Linked DNA regions of Homo sapiens: regions 2 and 3 are each linked to region 1. Evidence: read pairs that join two places in POLR2A ChIA-PET (ENCODE). Cell type or tissue: HepG2. All regions are shown on one strand.

Region 1 (5,000 bases):
TGATCTGCCCTCCTCGGCCTCCCAAAGTGCTGGGATTACAGGCATGGGCCACTGTGCCCGGCCTCTTTTTAGGACGGAGCCTCGCTCTGCCCCCCAGGCTGGAGTGCAGTGGTGCGATCTCAGCTCACTGCAACCTCCGCCTCCCAGGTTCAAGTGATTCTCCTGCCTCAGCCTCCCGAGTAGCTGGGATTACAGGCGTGTGCCACCCTGACCGGCTAATTTTTGTATTTTTGGTAGAGACAGCGTTTCACCAGCCAGGCGGTCTCAAACTCCCGACTTTCTGTGATCCGCCCGTCTTGGCCTCCCCAAGTGCTGGGATTACAGGTGTGAGCTTCCACACCCGGCCTCCTCTCATTTTGAGCTTATGTAAATGCCTACCGGCCCCCAGTAGGGCTGGGGCAGGGTTGACTTTCCAGTGCTGTCTGGGATGGCTGGGAGCAAAGAGGCTGAGGACTGGGCAGCATCCCCCTAGATGGCCCCATCCTGTTCTGGCCCTGTTCTGGCTTCCCTAACTCAGCTTGGGTTGGGGGCAGCCCCAAGCCCCATCCCAGACCCTCTGCAGCTCTGGCAACAGCTAGGTCCAGAGATGACCTCAGCCTGGGGAGCCAGTGTTCCTGGGGAGACAGAATCTCATTGCCTCCCACCCCAACCTGAGAAAGCCTCTCGTTTGGGGGTGGGGTGAGGTTCAGGGAGGGATCCTGGATCTACTCCAAGCCCTGTTTGCTCCACTGACCAGGAGAAAAATGCGGAAAAGGGGTGAAAGGGTGACATCACCCAGGATTGCTCCACCTCTGGGGCAATTATCGGGAGCAGGGCGGCCCCAGTCAGACGCAGGCAGCCCCAAAGCCTGAACAGGCAGGGCCAGACCCAGGTAAGAAGCCAAGGTCCGGAAGGGTCGCGGGCGCGGGGCAGGGCTGAGGCCCCACGTCAGGTCGCGTGGGTCTGCGGAGCTGGGGTCCCCCACGAAGGGTTTGCGGGACTCGCATCCGGCCTTGGCCTTGGATGTTTATGGGTCTGTCTGTGGGTGAGCCTGTGGGTCCCGGGGCTCCCGAGGCCTGTGCGGCTTTCAGGTCTGGGGGTGCTGCCGGTGCGCCTCTGTCCAGGGACCAGCTCCTCTGTCCCGGGTGGGTGTGGGAGGCGGACCCGGTGGGGAGGGGCGGTGGCTGCCCTGAAACCAGAGCTCCCTCTCGCCGGTACCCAGGTCTGTGTGAGGCTTCCGGCCCCCAGGCTCGGGCCTGCGCCCAGCCCACCCTACACCCCTAGGCGTGTGCCCCCAGCCGTGCCCAGCAGGGGCGGAGGGAGGGCAGAAGCTTTCTCCGGGCGGCAGCGGAGGGCGGGGCTCCAGCGCGGGGGGCCGGGTCAAGGACGGGGGCGGGTCCCGAGGGCACGGCCGTTCCCTGCGCGCCCCGATTGGTCTTCGTGTGCCGGCCCCGCCCCCGCCGTGAGTCCCACACTTAAAAGCGCCGCCTCCGCGCCGCCCGCGTAGCTTCTTCGCCTCCGCCAGCGGGGACCCCGAGCTAGAGCCGCAGCGGGACCTGCCCGGCCCCCGGCTCCAGCGAGCGAGCGGCGAGCAGGCGGCTCACAGAGGCCTGGCCGCCCACGGAACCCGGGGCCCGGCGGCCGCCGCCGCGATGTTTCCCCGCGAGAAGACGTGGAACATCTCGTTCGCGGGCTGCGGCTTCCTCGGCGTCTACTACGTCGGCGTGGCCTCCTGCCTCCGCGAGCACGCGCCCTTCCTGGTGGCCAACGCCACGCACATCTACGGCGCCTCGGCCGGGGCGCTCACGGCCACGGCGCTGGTCACCGGGGTCTGCCTGGGTGAGCGGGGCCGGGGGCGGCAGGCGGGGGGCTGGCGGGAAGGCCGTGCGGGGCCGGGGGATGGTCTCCGTGAGCGGAGGGGCCCCGCGGCGAGTCGGTGGGTACCGTGGGGAGGGTTCCGGTCCGCGCCTGGGGAACCCGGCGAGGATCCAATCCGGGTCGCTGGCCTGGGGGCGGGGCCTGGTTTGTTTTGCTCCGAGGGTGCCCGGGGCCCGCCTGTCTGGCGCAAAGGTTTGGGGGCGGGCAGGTGCAGCAAAAGCTGCTTAATTGGACAGAAAAAGTAACTCGTGGGCGGGACCGTGAGAATCCGAGGAGGGACCTAAGTCACCCCGTGGCCCTGGATATTACAACCGGTGCCAGCGATCGGTCACAGTGTCCTGGGCTTCCGCAGTTGCAGGCTGCTATCAGGGGGCCTGGCATGGGGGTAGCCTCTTGAGAGGCGTCTGGGAACCGTGACCTGGTCCTTCCCAAGGGCCCGGAGGAGGAGCCCCGCTGAGGTCAGGGCTGGGCGCGAAGGGGCTCTCCTGCCCTCTCCTTGCACACGGTGCCCTGTGGCCTGGCTCCCCGCTGCGGCCCACCGCGTTTGCACACTTCATGGGTGAGGGTGCTTCTGGGCTCTGGTGCCTGGGTCAGGAGTGGATGGGTCTCTGTGTGCTGGGCTGGCCTCGGCTCGCACCATCGGCTGCCATGAGGGAGTGATGTTTACAGCACACGACTTCAGGAGCCTGTGAGGACACCCAAGATGACAGGGGCACTCTGCTCAGCAGGAGCCTGTCCGGGGCTCACCCCTGCCCTCTTCCTCTGAACTTTGTCCTGGGAGGGAGGGGGCTGGACCACAGAAGTGAACCTCTCAGGTCCCAATAACTAGAGCTATTATTGGGAACAGCCCCCTCCAGCCCCCTCCCTCTCATGGAGGCCTTCAGACAAGCGCCTCAGTCGGCCCCCTGGCTTCAAGATACATCAAGGTCCCTGCTACCCGAGCCAAGGACACCTCTCCCACAGTGCTTCCCCACCCTGCTCCCAACAAGACTCCTTCTCACGGGTGGTCTTGCACAGCTGGAGCCCATAGTGCAGCAGGTGCTGGCTGAAGAGCCCCTGGCTCCACACTGCCCCACTCCTGACCAGGGTGATGCACTGGAGGAGGGCTTGGACCTCAGCTCCTCCCTCAGTGCTCCCGACCACTTCCAGGGACTATCCCCAAGCTGGCCAGCACTCCTGCGCCCCAAGAGGAGTGTTTGGGGTGCTTCCTCTTGGCTGCAGTGGGACACAGGTGTGCCTTCCTAGGAACTGGGCCCTGACTACTTCCAGCCCAACACTCCCGGGCCTGTGAACTGTGACCTGTGTGCCGGGATGGGTTTTGTGGGTCTGCCCCATCCCCGCACTGCTGGATCTGGCCAAGTGGGTGAAGGCTAAGGCCGGTCAGAGTTGAGTTTCTGCCTTGTCCCCTCTCCTGGGCTAGATGCCACACCAGGCCCAGTGACTCATAGGGCAGGCAGTTGGGAAATACCAGGCAGAGGGCAGGTCCTGGTCTCAGCTGGCCAGCCTCTGCTGTCTGCCATCCCAGGGGAGGTGGCCAAAGTCCCAACTGTGAGCCAGGCCCCACATTCACTGGGCCTCCTCCAGGGTCTGTATGCCATGGAACCCTGGACATGGGGCTATGAAGGAAGGTGGGTGTTGCTAAGCCCAGGAGCATGGGCCCCTAACCTTGGCCCTGTGCCCCAGGTGAGGCTGGTGCCAAGTTCATTGAGGTATCTAAAGAGGCCCGGAAGCGGTTCCTGGGCCCCCTGCACCCCTCCTTCAACCTGGTAAAGATCATCCGCAGTTTCCTGCTGAAGGTCCTGCCTGCTGATAGCCATGAGCATGCCAGTGGGCGCCTGGGCATCTCCCTGACCCGCGTGTCAGACGGCGAGAATGTCATTATATCCCACTTCAACTCCAAGGACGAGCTCATCCAGGTGGGGCCTGGTGGAGCCATGCTGGGTGGCGGTGGGGGGGGCAGTGGGAACCTCAAGGCCTCTGCTCATTCTCTCCCACTCTGTCCCTGCCCTGAAGGCCAATGTCTGCAGCGGTTTCATCCCCGTGTACTGTGGGCTCATCCCTCCCTCCCTCCAGGGGGTGGTGAGTATTCCTAGCCCTGGACACCTTCTATGGGGTGGGCCGTGGGATGAGGGACAGAGGAGGAGGCCGCCTAGAGCCATCCTTCAGGCCCTTGCTCTGCCACCGCCTGTTACCCACTTCCCCTGTGTTACTCAAGAAACAGCTGTGGCAACGCACGCTTCCTGGCCCCCCATCCCTTCCTCCGTCCCTGCCCTCCCCCGTCTACCATCTGCTCAGTGCCCAGGCTGGCCCACAGCCAGTGCCCAGTGGGTAAAACGCTCAAATGAGGTAGCCACTGAATGGGGCCCTTGGTGGCCGGGTGGGGTGGCTGGGGTGGGTGGCCAGTGCAGCCACAGGCCCTCACATACGGTCCTGTCTGTGTGTCCCGTGGAAGCGCTACGTGGATGGTGGCATTTCAGACAACCTGCCACTCTATGAGCTTAAGAACACCATCACAGTGTCCCCCTTCTCGGGCGAGAGTGACATCTGTCCGCAGGACAGCTCCACCAACATCCACGAGCTGCGGGTCACCAACACCAGCATCCAGTTCAACCTGCGCAACCTCTACCGCCTCTCCAAGGCCCTCTTCCCGCCGGAGCCCCTGGTGAGCTCTGCTCCGAGGACTGTGGCCTTCCCAGCCACTCCTCACTGGGCACCAAGGGAGAACACTGATCCTTTGACTTCTGAGTGCCCAGGGTAGGGTGGTGGGAGCCTCTTCTGAGGGCTGGGGAAAGCGCACAACCTTTCTAGGGGCAGATGGCCCATCCAACCTCTCTGTCTAGCTGCTCTGTCCAGGCTCCCTGTCCAGTCTCTCTCTCTTTTTTTTTTTTTTTTTTGTTTGAGACGGAGTCTCGCTCTGTTGCCAAGGCTGGAGTGCAGTGGCAGGATCTCAGCTCACTGCAACCTCTGCCTCCAAGGTTCAAGCTATTCTCCTGCCTCAGCCTCCCCATTAGCTGGGATTACAGGCGCCTGCCACCATGCCTGGCTACTTTTTGTATTTTTAGTAAAGAAATAGGGTTTCACCATGTTGGCCAGGCTGGCCTCAAACTATTTTATTTTTTTATTTTTTTTTTGAGATGAAGTCT
Region 2 (5,000 bases), 130 kb after region 1:
TCTGGACTTCATAACGTGTGCTACAAAATACTATTTAGAAGGTGAAATGGCAACCTGAGAATGAGAGAAAATATTTGAAAACCGTGTACCTGATAAAGGGCTCGTTATTTAGAATATATAAAAAACTTCATGAAGACAACTAAATTAAAAAATTGATGAAGTGTTAGGGGCTGCGGGTGTGGTGGCCATACCTGTAATCCCAGCATTTTGGGAGGCTGAGGTAGGTGGATCACCCGAGGTCAGGAGTTCAAGACCAGCCTAGCCAACATGGTGAAACCCCGTCTGTACTAAAATACAAAAATTAACTGGGTGTGGTGGTGTGCACCTGTAATCCCAGCTTCTTGGGAGGCTGAGGCACAAGAATCACTTGAACCTGGGAAGCGGATGTTGCAGTGAGCCGAGGTCATGTCACTGTACTCCAGCCTGGGTGACAGAGTGAGACTGCATCTCAAAAAAAAAAAAAATTGATGAAGTATTAAAATATATATTTCTTCCAAATAGATTTACGAATGTTCAATAAGCATATAAAAGCTATCAGAAAAATGCATATCAAAATCACAATGAGATACTGCATCACACTTACCCAGATGGCTGTAATAAAAAAGATGAGGCCAGGCACTCCCAGCTGTAATTCCAGCACTTTGGGAGGCCGAGGTGGGTGGATCACCTGAGGTCAGGAGTTTGAGACCAGCCTGACCAATATGGTGAAACCCCACCTCTACTAAAAATACAAAAATTAGCTGGGCGTAGTGGCAGGCGCCTGTAATTCCAGCTACTTGGGAGGCTGAGGCAGGAGAATTGCTTGAACCTGGGAGGTGGAGGTTGCAGTGAGCCGAGATCGTGCCACCACACTCCAGCCTGGGTGACAGGGCGAGACTCCGTCTCAAAAAAAAAAAAAGAACGTGTGAGTTTATCCCTGGTGATGGGCACAGTAGCTTCTCGTGGCTGGACCAGTGCTTTGCTCCTTATTTCACACTTCTCATCACAGCTCTTTCATTGATGGCACACCCATTTGAAGAAGAGAAACCGAGGCAGGTTGCGGTTAAGTTGATAGCCCAGGGTCACGTAGCTAGTAAAACATGGAGTGACATTCCAGTCCAGGCCTGATTTCAGAGTTTGCTTGGCTGACTGCTGTGCTAACCACCTTAATAGTAATTTTAGCAATTATAGCTTCCTTCAAAAATTCTTGGGCTTGGTCAATTTTGGGCTTTTGGGTTACTCGGCGGAATCACTTTATTTCTTTGAGACAGAGTCTCACCTTGTTGCCTAGGCTGGAGTACAGCGATGTCTGTCCTGGCTCACTGGAGTGTTGACTTCCTGGGCTCAGGTGATTCCCCCCACCTCAGCCTCCCTAGTAGCTGGGACCACAGGCATGCACCACCACACCTAATTTTTTAAAAAATTATTTATGGAGACCAGGTCTCCCTATGTTGCCTAGGCTGGTCTCGAGCTCCTGGACTCAAAACAGCCCTCCCACTTCAGCCTCCCAAGGTGCTGGGATTATAGGCGTGAGCCACTGCCCAGTCTGAAATCACTTTATATACAGACTAAAACTCTGTAGACCAAGTTTTGCTGCACATTGCAAGGACAGAAGATTTTGGTACTTTGGTATTTTATAATCATCTGTCATAGGCTCCTTTACTATTTTTTGTGGAACTTGGGCTGTTCCCAGAATACTAATCCTCTCTGTTGATTAGTTCAGCCTGTAAACAAGAAATCATTAACCAGCATGCTGTTCCTGAAGAATGACCAGGGACAATAATTGTAAAAATTCAAGAGCTTTTATCCAAGCCTGCCCCTATAGAGTGTGTTCTTTGCTACTTCATGGAATGCAAATTGTAACTTGCTTTTGCCAGTAGCTATGGCATGTCCAGGTTACTCATTAGCCACCAGAGCTCCTAAGTTCACTGCGAGAATTCCCTGATGCAAGTACAGTACCCTTAGTGCTGATGGGCTGGCTGCATTTCAGACAGGAATAGTGCAGGATGACTGTGGCCAGCGTCTCTTTAACAAAGATCAGACTGTGTGTGGGGCTGGGCTTGTTGCTGTGGGTCAGTTACTCTTTAACAAAGATCAGACTCTGTGTGGCTGGGCTTGTTGCTGTGGGTCAGTTACTCTTGCTCATGCTTTACCCTTTCAGAATTCAGCTCCTCCCCGCTTCTCCTCAAGCTAATTTATCTAAAAAGATAAGATTTTTTTGCTAGATCTGTTCCCGGCACGGTGGGGTGGTTGAAGTCCTCCTGTGAGGCCCTCTGCCTTATGGAGATCAGTGCAGTGTCAGTGGCACGAATTGGTGCCTGGCCAGGAGCACGCTCTGCTCCTTTACAGGAGAGCCCCTGACAGGCACTGGAGGGCTCAGATTGTTACCTGCGTCCGTCATGACTGCAGGGGTGCTGCGTTGATCATGCAGCTTCTACTAGAGCGTTTTTGGTAAATTTGGGACATGGTAGTTGACTTGAATGTGTCAGTCTTGCCTGCAGGTCATCATCCGTCATCTCAGCCATGGTCGTGCTGGATTGTCTTTCTTGTTTTTGAGACAGCCTCTCTCTCTGTCACCCAGTCGCCCAGTCTGGAGTGCAGTGGTGTGATCTCGGCTCACTGCAACCTCTGCCTCTCGGGTTCAGGCAATTCTTCCACTTCAGCTTCCCCAGTAGCTGGGATTACAGGCGCACGCCACCATGCCCAGCTAATTTTTGTGTTTTTACTAGAGACAGGATTTCACCATGTTGCCCAGGCTGGTCTCAAACTCCTGACTTCAAGTGATCCACCTGCCTCAGTCTCCCAAAGTGCTGGGATTATAGGCGTGAGCCACTGCGCCTAGCCTGAATGCGTATTTTTATGTGAAATTAGTTTTCCTGAACTGTCAGAGGAGGCATGGTCTGGGTGGCTTTTCTACCGTAAGAGCCCCCCCCCCCCATTGTCTTCACACAGTGGCCTGCCTGGCAGCTGCAGTTGGAAGTCCCTGGCTCCGTCCTGGCTCCGTCTGCCTCCGTCTGCCTCCGTCTGCCTGCTGTCCCTGCACCTCCCCTTTTTCCTGCTTTTGCGTCGTCTCTGCTCAGTAGGGGCGCTGGGCCAGGTCACTCCATCCCTGGTTCTTGCATCATGCTCAGCCCTCTGTGGATACTGGGGCTGCTTAGGCTCTCCTGTCCTCAGGTCTGGCCGAGACGTGACACTACTCTTCTCTCTACCTTCTCTCTTTTTTTTTTTTTTTGAGATGGAGTCTTGCTCTGTTGCCCAGGCTGTAGTGCAATGGCGCGATCTCGGCTCACTGCAACCTCCGCCTCCTGGGTTCAAGCGATTCTTCTGCCTCAACTTCCTGAGTAGCTGGGATTGCAGGCGCCTGCCACCATGCCTGGCTAATTTTTGTATTTTTAGTAGAGACGAGGTTTCACCATGCTGGCCAGGCTGGTCTTGAACTCCTGACCTCAGGTGATCCGCCCGCCTCAGCCTCCCAAAGTGCAGACGTGAGTCACTGTGCCTGGCCTCTCTACCTTCTCTTGCACAGACATGATGCCGTGAGGTTGTACGGCCGTTGGTGGCTTTCCTTTTGAGGGAGCTGGAGCTCAGAGGCACAGCAGAATGAGTCAAAGGCTGCACTTGGATTCCCACCTCACTTGGATTCCCACCTCACGTGCTGGCCCCAAAGTTCACTCTTGTCATCACCTTCCATGCTTCTCCCCCTCCTCAGGGGCTGGCCTGCCCTCGTTTTAAAGTGTGTGTGTATGCGTATATTTGTATTTATGCATGTGTGTGTACATGTGTGTATTTGTGTGTGTGTATGTATTTGTGTTTATGTGTATGTATGTATATGTGTATATATGTTGTATTTGTGTTTATATTTGTGTATATATGTTGTATTTGTGTTTGTGTACGTGTGTATTTCTGTGTATCTGTGTATTTGTATTTATGTGTGTTTGTAAATGTGTGTATATGTATATTTGTGTGTGGCGTGTACATTTGTGTATTTGTGTGTATTTGGTTTATGTGTGCTTGTACGTGTATTTGTGTGTATATATGTGTATTTGTGTTTGTATAAATGTGTATTCATGTGTGTTTGTAAATGTGTGCATGTGTGTATTTGGTGTGTGTGTGTGTGTATTTGTGTGTGTGTGTGTTGAAAATTGGGCAATTAAAAGCAAGCTGTGGATGGGAAGCTGGAACTTGTCTCTGTTTCTGTCCCACAGAGGAGGGGGGTTAACTGCCTGTTTCTCCTGGTGGTTACCTCTATAACTCTACATTATGTGCTGTTTGTTTTAGTTTGTGGTTTCACAACCTTATATAAAATCTGTAGATTCCGTTTAGGAAAGTTGATTTAGCTCATGTAGTAGTATTTCCTCTTTCTCCTGCCCCCAGGTTTTTAGTATTTCTGCTTTAGATCTGAGCTCTGTTGATTCTGGACAACATAAGTTCCCCCTCAGAGTGGTTTCTTTCCCTGGTGTTTGGGTGGGTAAAGTAGAGGGCACAAACCAGGGAGAGAGCGCAAGGTCCCCTGTTGCAGACTTAATAGCACAGATCTGTGTACACCTTTGTGAGAAGCACACATGTACACACACAGTGGCATGCACACATAGGCACACGCACACTGGCACACCGCACCCAGTGCAGAGTGCCTCACCCATGCGCAGTCCCAGCTGTGTGAAGCTGCCTGCAGGCTTTGTGTGGCAGAAGCTCCCAAGACACTGTTTTCGTGACTCTTTCAGCCAAGTCCAAAAAACCTGCCATCCTGGGGGGCATCAGGCTGCCAGCATCCTCCTGTACCTGCTGTCCTGCTTTCTTGTGGAGCCGTCCGCTGGTCAGCCATCATACAGAGAGGAGTGGGGATGCTGAGACGCTGGGCAGCCTGCCCAGGGGTCACTGCTGTGAGCAGCTTTCAGGGCTGGGAAGAGAGACTGACTGGGACAGGAGGTTTGGGTGTGTCTGTGTTTTGTTAAAGGTCCCCTGAGGGCAGAAGCTGTTGTGTTCCCAGCACCTGGGACAGTGCTTGGGTCGGGGAGCCGCCA
Region 3 (5,000 bases), 110 kb before region 1:
GCTGTAACCTGATCACAGCGAGGTTCAGGCAGGATAAGCCGCCAGGTGTCTGCTCCAGGAGGGGGGCCTGGCCAGCCCCCACCTCCCCCCACTCTGCCCTTCCCCAGAGACGACCCTGCCCTCTCGCTAGCTAGATGCACCCTTCACTTATGTCTTTGGACAAGGTGCCTAGTCTGGAAAGCGAGAAGACCTGGGAGGGCAGGGAGAGTGAAGCTGGCAGCTCTCAGAGTGGGAAGAAGCCGGGCTGGGACCCCCTTCCTGTCCCCTCACCCTCCGGGACAGAAACCCCCCGGGCACAGGCTGCTGGTCCCCACTCCACTCAGAGCAAGCCCATCGCCTTCTCCGAGCTGCGTCCTTCTCCAAGGGGGCTTCCCTGGAGGGAGGGAGGGGGCTTCCTGCAGGTCCTGATTTCACACCCACATCCTTCCTGGTGGCCAAGAGGTCCACGGAGCAGCCTCCCTCCGCTTGACTCCACCTTCCCTTGTGGGTCCAGTCCCAACTGGACGGGAGGCTGTGGGTCCTGCCCGTCGGGGGAGTGACTGGTGTCTCCCGGTTCAGAGCAGAGGAAGAAGTATTCCAACTCCAACGTCATCATGCACGAGACCTCGCAGTACCACGTCCAGGTAAGGCCCCGCCCCCAGGTAGGCTCCGCCCCCAGGGAGCACCCTCAGGACATGGCTGTCCTCAGGTTCTCGTCTCCACAAAAAATAAAATAATTAGACGGGCATGGTGGTGCCGGCCTGTAGGCCCTGCTACTGGGGAGGCTGAGGCGAGGGGGTCACTTGAGCCCGGGAGGCGGAGGCTGTAGTGAGCCAAGATCGCACCACTGCACTCCAGCCTGGGCACCTGGGTGACAGAGCTAGACCCTGTCTCAAAACGAAAGAGAGAAAGAGAGAAAGAGAGAAAGGGAGGAAGGGAGGAAGGGAGGAAAGCTCCAGGGAGAGTGGTCAGCCCAGCTTCTGACACCCACGGGGCCGGGGGAGGCCAGAGCCAGAACTGCCCACACTGTCCCGGGCTCAGCCACGGGGCCGGGGAAAGCGCCCCTCTGGTTCCAGTCCTGGGAACTCGCGGCCTGGGGGGTGAGGCAGCCCAGGGTGTGCCGGGAAAACACTGTGGCTGCTGCCCAGCCCTGGATGGGAAGAGCCCCTGGAGGAGATGATCATCCTGGCCCCAAAACGAGGAACTGTATCGGGAGGGAGCAGGCAGAACAAAGACGCCCTTGATGGGGGATTCAGGGAGGCCCGGGCTGCTTCTCAGGGCTCAGACGGGGCTGCCTGCACGCGCCGGACCAGCCGCCAGCCCTGAGGGCTTTTCTGTTCTCCTAGGTCAGTTTCATTGACACGGAGAACTCAGGAAATGTTTTTTTGGGGGGTTTTGTGTGCGTGTGTGCGTGTGTGCGTGCGTGCGTGTGTGTGTGTGTGTGTGTGTCTTTTTTTCTTCCTTTCTTTCTCTCTCTCTCTGTCTCTCTCTTTTCTTTTCTTTCTTTCATTTTGAGACAGGGTCTAGCTCTGTCACCCAGGTGCCCAGGCTGGAGTGCAGTGGTGCGATCTTGGCTCACTACAGCCTCCGCCTCCTGGACTCAAGTGATCCCCTCACCTCAGCCTCCCCAGTAGCTGGGCCTACAGGCTGGCCCCACCATGCCCATCTAATTATTTTATTTTTTTGTGGAGATGGAAGTCTCCCTATGTTGCCCAGGCTGGTCTCAAACTCCTAGGCTCAAGCAATCCTCCCCCCTCCTAGCCAGGCCTGGTAGTGTGAGCTCGTAGTCCAGCTACTTGGGAGGCTCAGGCAGGAGGATCCCACCACGGCCCTCCAGCAGCCTGGGCAACAGAGTCTTAGGCCAGGCGCGGTGGCTCACGCCTGTAATCCCAGCACTTTGGGAGGCTGAGGTGAGTGGATCATCTGAGGTTAGGAGTTTGAGACCAGCCTGACCAACATGGCAAAACCTCATGTCTACTGAAAATACAAAATTAGCCAGGCGTCGTGGTGCATACCTATAATCCCAGCTACTCGGGAGGCTGAGGCAGGAGAATCACTGGAACCCAGGAGGCGGAGGTTGCAGTGAGCCGAGATCACACCACTGCACTCCAGCATGGGCAACAGAGCGAGACTCCATCTCAAAAAAGAGAAAAAAAAAAGGGACCAGGCGCGGTTGTTCATACCTGTAATCCCAGCACTTTGGGAGGCCGAGGCGGGTGGATCACCTGACGTCAGGAGTTCGAGACCAGCCTGACCAACATGGTGAAACCCCATCTCTACTAAAACTACAAAACTTAGCTGGACGTGGTGGTGGGAGCCTGTAGTCCCAGCTACTTGGGAAGCTGAGACAGGAGAATCACTAGAACCCGGGAAATGGAGGTTGCAGTGAGCCGGGATTGCGCCACTGCACTCCAGCCTGGGGGACAGGGCGAGACTCCATCTCAAAAGGAAAAAAAAAAAGGCCCCTGCGCCTGGGTACGAGCTGGGCTCCCGGTTGTGGTCCAAGCCTGGGTGCGAGCTGGGCTCCCGGTTGTGGTCCAAGCCTGGGTGCGAGCTGGGCTCCCGGTTGTCGTCCAAGCCTGGGTGCGAGCTGGGCTCCCGGTTGTCGTCCAAGCCTGGGTGCGAGCTGGGCTCCCGGTTGTCGTCCAAGCCTGGGTGCGAGCTGGGCTTCCGGTTGTGGTCCAAGCCTACAGGACTAGGAAAAGGAGGGAGGGTGAGGGAGCCTGGAGCTGGGTCCTCCTGCAGGACCAGTCCTTTCTGCCACAAACAGCCCTGGCTGGGGGCCCAAAATGCCCCCTGGTTCCCCCTTGCTGTCCTCCACACCTGCAGAGGTGAGACAGGTCACTACTCTTTGAGCCTCAGTTTCCTCGTCTGTACAATGGGTCCAAAGAGCCATCAGGAGTCCCTGAGCTCTTGAATCGGGCTGTTTTGGGTGACCAGGGCCCTCCCAGCAGCCTGGGCAGCTAGACCCTGCATACAGCCAGGCTGGTGACTTCGGCCAGCTCAGTGTCCAGGGGAAGGCACAGAGCAGTGGCCGAGTTCACTTTAGTCCCCTCTTCCTGGGCAGCTCCACCACCTTTCTCAGGGACTCTGCCCTCTTCGGGAGGAGCCTGGGGCCTCTCAGCCTGGCTCCTGGACTTTGGCCCCAGCTGGCCTGGCCTGGCCCCCAGCCAGCAGGAGCCTCGTCTGCCCAGAGGCCAACAGAGTGAGGAGTGGAGGGTGGGTGGGGCTTTCCTGCCTCTCCCCGATGAGGACACTGGGGACCAGAGAGAGGGTGAGAGTCTGGTGGGAAGTCTCTCCAGCCAGGTGGGGGCCGGATCAGATTGGCCCTGACAGTGGGTGGGGGGCACCTGAGCCCGGGTCCATGGTTTGCTTTTTTCTAAGTTATCACACAGTAAAAGCCATGTGTACGTGGGGGTGTGGTTCTGTTGCCACCATAGTCGACCCATCAGCCCCATCACTCCAAACCTGTGAATCCCCGACCTTGGTGGCTACCCCCAACCTCTGGCAACACCTGCCTGCCTTCATCACCACAGTTTCTGTTTGTTTGTGTGTTTGAGACGGAGTCTCGCTCTGTCACCCAGGCTGGAGTGCAATGGCGCGATCTCAGCTCACTGCAACCTCTGCCTCCCAGGTTCAAACCATTCTCCTGCCTCAGCCTCCTGAGTAGCTGGGACTACAGGCGCCCGCCACCACGCCTGGCTAAATTTTTTTTTCTCTGAGACAGAGTCTCACCCTGTCACCTAGGCTGGAGTGCGGTGGCGTGATCTTGGTTCACTGCAACCTCCGCCTCAAGGGTTCAAGTGATTCTCCTGCCTCAGCCTCCCCAGTACCTGGGATTACAGGCACGCACCACCACACCCAGCTAATTTTTTATATCTTTAGCAGAGATGGGGTTTCACCATGTTGGCCAGGCTGGTCTTGAACTCCTGACCTCAATTGATCCACCCACCTCAGCCTCCCAAAGTGGTGGGATTACAGGCGTGAGCCACCGTGCCTGGCCTAATTTTTGTATTTTTAGTACAGATGGGGTTTCACCATGTTGGCCAGGCTGGTCCCCAACGCCTGACCTCAAGTGATCCACCTGTTTTCACTATGTTGGCCAGGCTGGTCCCCAGTGCCTGACCTCAGGTGATCCACCTGCCTCCCAAAGTGCTGGGATGACGGACTGAGTCACTGCGTCCGGCCTCCATCATTGTGGTTTGATAAGTGGAAATTAATTTTTATGATGTCCATTCGTATGTGTTTTTCTTTTATGGTTTAGGGTTTTTGGCATCCTAAGAAGTCATCCTTTGACCAAATTTCTGGAGATTTCTTCCGTGTTTTCTTTTATTTTTTGTAAATTAGGAATTCACTGTGGAAGTTCCTGTGTTTTCTTTTTCTTTTCTTTTTTCTTTTTTTTTTTGAGGTGGAGCTTTGCTGTGTCACCCAGGCTGGGGTGCAGTGGCGTGATCTTGGTTCACTGCAACCTCCACCTCTTGGGTTCAAGCAATTCTCCTGCCTCAGCCTCCTGAGTATCTGGGATTACAGGAATCCATCACCATGCCCGGCTCATTTTTTGTATTTTCATCAGAGATGGGGTTTCACCATGTTGGCAAGGCTGGTCTCGAACTCCTGATCCCAGGTGATCCACCAGCCTTAGCCTCCCAAAGTGCTGGGATTACAGGCGTGAGCCGCCGCGCTGGGCCAGTTCCTGTGTTTTCTTTTGGATGCTTCCCAGTGTAGGCTTTTGCGTTTAGGGCCAGGATCCATTTTATTTTATTTTATTTTATTTTATTTATTTTTTTATTTAATTTTTAAATTTTATTTTATATTTATTTTATTTTATTTTATTTTTTTTTGAGACAGTCTCAATGTACTGGACCACACTGATTGACTGTTTTGAATGTTGAACCAGCCTAATCCTCATTTATTCCAAGTGTGTGATCCTTTTTCCTGTGTTGAGGGACTGATGTGGTAATATTGTTGTTAGGGGTATTTTGTGTTGATGTCCATTAGAGGTACTGGTCTGTAATTTTCGT

Evidence for each region. Peaks named below come from ENCODE experiments on the same cell type or tissue, not always from the same donor. Only the 100,000 strongest peaks of a DNase experiment are listed, where the experiment ranks them.
Region 2: POLR2A ChIA-PET joins it to region 1 with 11 read pairs; 3 of 35 experiments call an interaction of 5 or more read pairs at or near these places.
Region 3: POLR2A ChIA-PET joins it to region 1 with 14 read pairs; 11 of 35 experiments call an interaction of 5 or more read pairs at or near these places.

The regions. Positions count from the first base shown.
Region 1 is chr11:818,088-823,087 of GRCh38, forward strand. It overlaps PNPLA2 (patatin like domain 2, triacylglycerol lipase), which reads left to right and starts at 827. Exons shown (of 10, transcript NM_020376.4): 1 at 827-871; 2 at 1,487-1,818; 3 at 3,541-3,773; 4 at 3,871-3,936; 5 at 4,310-4,519. The coding sequence starts at 1,632. RefSeq lists enhancers at 582-876, 2,412-2,461 and a silencer at 1,072-1,961. In HepG2, no CTCF peak of the experiment used is centred here; DNase peaks (open chromatin) are centred at 744, 1,434, 2,094 and 3,324; H3K4me3 peaks cover 2,962 bases.
Region 2 is chr11:950,642-955,641 of GRCh38, forward strand. The region is part of intron 1 of AP2A2 (adaptor related protein complex 2 subunit alpha 2); the gene reads left to right. Among named protein-coding and RNA genes, the nearest start is that of AP2A2, 27 kb to the left of the region's middle. RefSeq lists enhancers at 3,342-3,950, 4,058-4,721, 4,722-5,000. In HepG2, no CTCF peak of the experiment used is centred here; DNase peaks (open chromatin) are centred at 1,960 and 3,070; H3K4me3 peaks cover 1,050 bases.
Region 3 is chr11:709,864-714,863 of GRCh38, forward strand. EPS8L2 (EPS8 signaling adaptor L2) reads left to right here. Exons shown (of 21, transcript NM_022772.4): 4 at 559-623. Among named protein-coding and RNA genes, the nearest start is that of EPS8L2, 6.1 kb to the left of the region's middle. RefSeq lists an enhancer at 1-773. In HepG2, no CTCF peak of the experiment used is centred here; DNase peaks (open chromatin) are centred at 1,208 and 3,118.